2 separate regions of the Homo sapiens genome follow, and region 1 is linked to region 2. Evidence: read pairs that join two places in POLR2A ChIA-PET (ENCODE). Cell type or tissue: GM12878. All regions are shown on one strand. Links, peaks and the distances in the headings refer to the core of each region. The heading gives the core; the rest is flanking DNA.

Region 1 (2,816 bases), core at 130-2,629, 360 kb before region 2:
TACTAAGTGCAATGTAGAAGCTGCAGCAAGCTAATCAGGAAATATAGTTAAAGTCACTAATGAAGGTGATGCATTAAACAACAGATTTCCAGTATAGATGAAATAGCCTTATATTGTTTTGGAAGAAGAGGCCACCTAAGACTTTCATAGTACAGAACAGAAGTCAATGCCTGGCTTCAAAGCTTCAAGGGACAGGGTAACTCTCTTGTTAAGGGCTAATGCAGCCGGTGACTTGAAGTTGAAGCCGACGCTCATGGACCATTCTGAAAATCGTGTGGCCCTTAAGAATTATGCTACATCTACTCTACCTGTGCTTTACGAATGTAACAATAAGGCATGGATGATAGTACATCTGTTTATAACATGGTTTACTAAATATTTAAGCCCACTATTTAGACCTACTGCTCAGAAAAAAAAATCTTTTCAAAGTTTTACTGCTCATTGACAACACAACTAGTCACCCAAGAGTTCTAATGGAGATGTAAAAGGAAATTAATGTTTTCATGCCTATTAATACAATATCCATTCTGCAGCCCATAAATCAAGGAATAATTACAAGTTTCTAGTTTTATTATTTAAGGAATACTTTTTTTTTTTAAAGAAATACTTTTCATAGGCCATAGCTGCCATAGATTACAATTCCTTTGATGGATCTGGGTAAAATCAATTAGAAACCTCTGGAAAAGATTCACTATTCTAGATGCCATTAAGAACATTTCAGATTCAAGTTGGGGGAATAAAATAGCTTTAGGAGGAGTTTGGAAGAAGTGAATTTCAGCCTCATGGACAGAGTTCAAGATGTCAGTGAAGAAAGTAACCGCAGATATGGTAGAACTAGCCAGAGAACTAGAATCAGAAGTAGATCCTGAAGATATGAGTGAATTGCTACAATCTCATGATAAAACTTGAAAGAATGAAGAGTTACCTCTTATGGATGGGCAAAGAAAATGGTTTCTTGAGATGGAATCTCCTTCTGGTGAAGATGCTGTGAACGTTGTTGAAATGACAACAAAGGATTTAGAATATTACATAAACTTAGTTGATAAAGCAGTGGCAGAGTTTGAGAGGATGGACTCCAATTTTGAAAGAAGTTCTATGGTGGGTAAAATGCTATGAAACAGCATTCCATGCTGTGGAGAAATCTTTTGTGAAAAGAAGAGTCAACCAATGCGGCAAACTTCATTTTTGTTTATTTTAAGAACTTTTCCACAGCCACCCCAACCCTCAGCAAACCCTGCTTTGATTAGTCAGCAGCTCTCAACATTGAGGGGAGACCCTCCACCAGCAAAAAGATTACTAATCTGAAGGCTCAGATGATTCGCATTTTTTAGCAATAAATATATTTTAAAATTCAGGTATGTCCTTTTTTTTTTTTTTTAGACATAATGCTAGGCTGGGCTTGGTGGCTCACACCTGTAATCCCAGCACTTTGGGAGGCCGAGGTGGGCAAATCACAAGGTCAGGAGATCGAGACCATCCTGGCTAACATGGTGAAACCCCGTCTCTACTAAAAAATACAAAAAAATAGCCAGGTGTGGTGGCAGGCACCTGTAGTCCCAGCTACTCGGGAGGCTGAAGCAGGAGAATGGCATGAACCTGGGAGACGGAGCTTGCAGCGAGCCGAGATACTGCCACTGCACTCCAGTCTGGGAGACAGAGAAAGACTCTGTCTCAAAAAAGACATAATGCTATTGCACACTTGATAGACTACAGTATAGTGTAAACAACTTTTTTTTTTTTTTTTTTTTTGAGACGGAGTTTCAGTCTGTGCCCAGGCTGGAGTGCAGTGATGCGATCTCGGCTCACTGCAACACCTGCCTCCTGGGTTCAGGCGATTCTCCTACCCCAGCCTCCCAAGTAGCTGGAATTACAGACACATCGTGACCATGCCTGGCTAATTTTTGTATTTTTAGTAGAAACGAGGGTCTTACCATGTTGGCCAGGCTGGTCTCAAGCTCCTGACCTCAAGTGATCCGCCTGCCTAGGCCTCCCAAAGTGCTGGGATTACAGGCATAAGCCACCGCCCCGTCAGTGTAAACAACTTTTATATGCACTAAGAAACCAAAATACTCATGTGACTTGCTTTATTGCAATATTCACTTTACTGAGGTGGTCTGGAAATCAACCTGCAACATCTTGGAAGTATGCATGTAGACACTTGTGAGTTTTGTCCAGTCCAAAGCTAACATTGATTAGAAGTCAGAAGTAACTCTTTTAGTTACTTTAAAAGTAAAAAAATTACCTACCCTTTGAACAAATAGGATATAACAACAGTCTTATTCGGTTGACATTAAATTTAGGGCAACAGAAAGAGGTTTCTGATTGCTTTCATCACTTTTTTTCAATGTGTGAGGACTTAAGAATTGGCTTTTCTTATGCCAGAAATCTCCAAGGGACCAGTCTTAAAAAGCATATAATGATGGAAAAGCATCAGGAGCGGGTAGGACACCTATGAATCTGTGGAATGTCTAAACCTAAGAGCATCATTTAGGAACACCTGTTACCTTGGTCCCTATTATTAATCTGAGGACTGATTTGTGATATTGCAGGAGCATAAGATTTGGTAGACACTATCATTCTCAATTTCATTCTTGCTTGAGACTTTGACCACTCATAGATGGCCCCTTTCGTCATTTGATGGAGGGTGGAAAAAGCTATCTGGGGTTGGGGCCCAGCAGCCTGCATTTTAACCAACCCTCCAGGTGATTCTGATGCACTTAAAGTTTGAGAACCCCACTGTACCCCTACTTACTTAAGTAACTTTGGTATTAGAAATAACATTGCTAGTTTTTCAGAGTTGTAGTTGGAAAATTTTC
Region 2 (2,816 bases), core at 269-2,768:
TTGCTTAAAGGCTTTACCTAACTGCTCTTTTCTCTGCCAGGCTTCCTGTTCTCATTCATCCTATGTGGTTTTGCAGGATTAAGTTTCTTAAAGCTTAGCTATAATGATGTGAAATTGCCATTCAGCAATCTTTAGGGGTCTCAGAAATGAAGATACACACTGTTCCTTAAATATTCTGTCCAGCTGGTATTTGTACCTTTCACCTCCATTCTGCACAGTAGTAGCCCTTGGCTACTCGTGCAGTATGTGCATGCTGTTTCCCACCATTAAGCAACCTTCTTAGGAAGTGTTGAGCAATGCTTTGCTCCTGAAGGGAATTGAAATTCAGAAATTACACTTCATAGGGAAGTGGCTCTGTTTTCATCTGCTCAGCCTTATTTCAGAAAGTCATGGGGAGTTAGCACTGGAGGGATCTCAGATTCCTGCCTGGGCTAGGGATTTTTGTTTTTTTTTAAACACACTTCACTGGTGGATTCCAAGGTAGAATTCTTGGTTTTGGCAACCTGTGTTCTAGACTAACATCCTCATTTTGTTGGATAAGACAGCCAGGTTCAAATAGGGAAATGAATTTGTCTCAGGGCAGAGGGTCATGTCCTGACCTGTCTGACTACAGATTCAGTGATCTTTGAACTGGAGAATGTGGCCTTACATAATAAATATTAACCAAGTTGATGCCATGATAGGCACAATATATATTTTATATATATATACACACACCAAGAGTGGCACATTTGTATCTGAAAGTTATGCATCTGATTGCCGAGTGGGTGAAGTGGCACTCTAGACTGTGAAAGCCTGGAATGACTGCCTTCAGCATGCAGAAACAGGCTTTTCAACTGTGGCCTCAGCAAAGATTCCCCAGGGGTTGTCCATTGAGCTATTAGAGTCATAGCTGAAAATTCACAGCGTGGCTTGTGAGTTAAGTCTTTAGAAGGAGACCATCAGCTTGTATTTTGCTTTGATTGTTTATTTTAGAATTCTGGTTGATTTCTAGATTTTTCTTTCCTTATAGAAAAATCCTTCACTTCTAAAGAAACTATTTTTTGAATCACTGCAGTGCTCTAACGGGCTACACATAGGCGTTGGTAATCTGGGATGTAATTCCTCACCCCTGGTGGTGCCGAACAGACATGGTTTCATTAATCAATGCCTGAGCTTGGTGACTTGGGCTGAGCTCAGGCTCATGTAGCACTCTGATGGCGCATTGGGTAGGGGATTGCATTCAGAACCTTTGCCTAATGGAGCAGCATAAGTGAGGTCAGCTGTACAGCTTATCTCATAGACCCAGGTTGGGATCAGAGCAGAAAGCCAAGTGGAAAGGAAGATAGTGCTCTGCCCTGTCCCCTTCCCTCCTCTTCCTCCTGGTTAACCGCTCTGACCTGTCCTCTGTTCTCAACCTAATTTTCACATCTTCAGGGAGGATTTCCTCAGCCTCTCACACCAGGTCAGGCCCCTGGCTACATATTCTTATAGTCCTCTGTGTTTTTCTCCATCGCAATTAAGACAATAAACAATATATTATTATGTAGGTGATGATGTGTGTGACCTCTGTCATCCCCACCAGACTCTGCGGGGATGAAGACTTTTCTGATTCTCTTTACTTGGTAAATTGCTTTAGCTCCAGGCTGCAGTCTACCCAAGCATGCTCCTGCAGCCCTCCTGTGACATTGCGATTTAATAGTGTCCCCTGCTCAAGGGCACACTGCATGAAGGATTTCCTACTCCTGGGCTCCTAGGAGTCCACGAACACAACTTAAATGCTTCCTGTGGTGGGTAAAACTTGAAGCTGTATTGCCTCATGATTAAGCTGAGCATGTGAAGAGCCACCAGTCATGGGTGTAAGTTCTGGCTCTACTATTTAACTGGCTGTGTGACCTTGGCAATTTTCTTTACCTCTTGAAGTTTTGACTTATTCAATTATTAAACAGGAAGAATAATACTGGCTACTTCGTAGGCTGTTGTGAAAATTTGATAAGGCCTGTGAAATATATGCAGTATAGTAAGTGCAGGTGATACAATTTCTTTTACAACATTTATTTATTTAAAATATTAATGAATAAATACATAAATATTTTAAAAGTCTCACCGTGTCTCCCAGGCTAGAATGCAGTGGTACAATCATAGCTTACTACAGCTTCAAATGATCCTCCCTCAGCCTCCCAAAGGGCTGGGATAACAGGCATGAACCATGGTGCCCAGCCTCTGTTTTTAATTTTGAAATGTCAACATGGATTTGATGGTGGTCTCTGATATTGACTTCTTCAGGATTAAGCCCTCCATGACAGGGATGTATTCTAAACTGTGTGGACAGGAGGAAGATGCATTTGTTTACAATGGACAGAAGTAAGAAAAGTAAGAAATGTCATAGAACTATGTCTGGGGGTCAGGTGACAAGCACTGTGTCATTTCTAGCCCTGTGTCCCCTGCAGGTGCTTTCTTCTGTGGACCCTCTGCTCCTTCTGTTGAGGGAGAATTTTGGATGAGAGCTGGATAATTTCCCAAAATTCGCTCAACTGTGAAGCTCTGGAACTCAAGTTGCTGTGCTGCAAAGCTGTCTGAGGACAGGCCGTGGTGGCAGAGAGGGGCAGGGAAGACAGGCAATTTGGCATGGAGATGATGGGCACATTTGTCACATGACCTGGGTTTGATTCCCAGCTGCATCGTATACTAATTGTGTGTCCTAGGGCAAATGATTTAGTCTCTCTAAGCCTCAGAGGCCCCAAAGGAGGAAGAATGATGTAAATGGCCCAGCACCATCCTGGGTGCGTGGAAAACTCTAATTATGATAATGTCCTGGAACGTTCTGCAGTGAACAA

Evidence for each region. ChIA-PET counts read pairs that join two places held together with the same protein. Peaks named below come from ENCODE experiments on the same cell type or tissue, not always from the same donor. Only the 100,000 strongest peaks of a DNase experiment are listed, where the experiment ranks them.
Region 1: POLR2A ChIA-PET joins it to region 2 with 6 read pairs; 2 of 35 experiments call an interaction of 5 or more read pairs at or near these places.

The regions. Positions count from the first base shown.
Region 1 is chr10:89,603,626-89,606,441 of GRCh38, reverse strand. All of the region lies in intron 2 of PANK1 (pantothenate kinase 1), which reads left to right. Among named protein-coding and RNA genes, the nearest start is that of MIR107, 12 kb to the right of the region's middle. In GM12878, for the core only: no CTCF peak of the experiment used is centred there; no DNase peak of the experiment used is centred there.
Region 2 is chr10:89,239,699-89,242,514 of GRCh38, reverse strand. The region is part of intron 3 of LIPA (lipase A, lysosomal acid type); the gene reads left to right. Among named protein-coding and RNA genes, the nearest start is that of LIPA, 11 kb to the left of the region's middle. In GM12878, for the core only: no CTCF peak of the experiment used is centred there; no DNase peak of the experiment used is centred there; H3K27ac peaks cover 1,168 bases.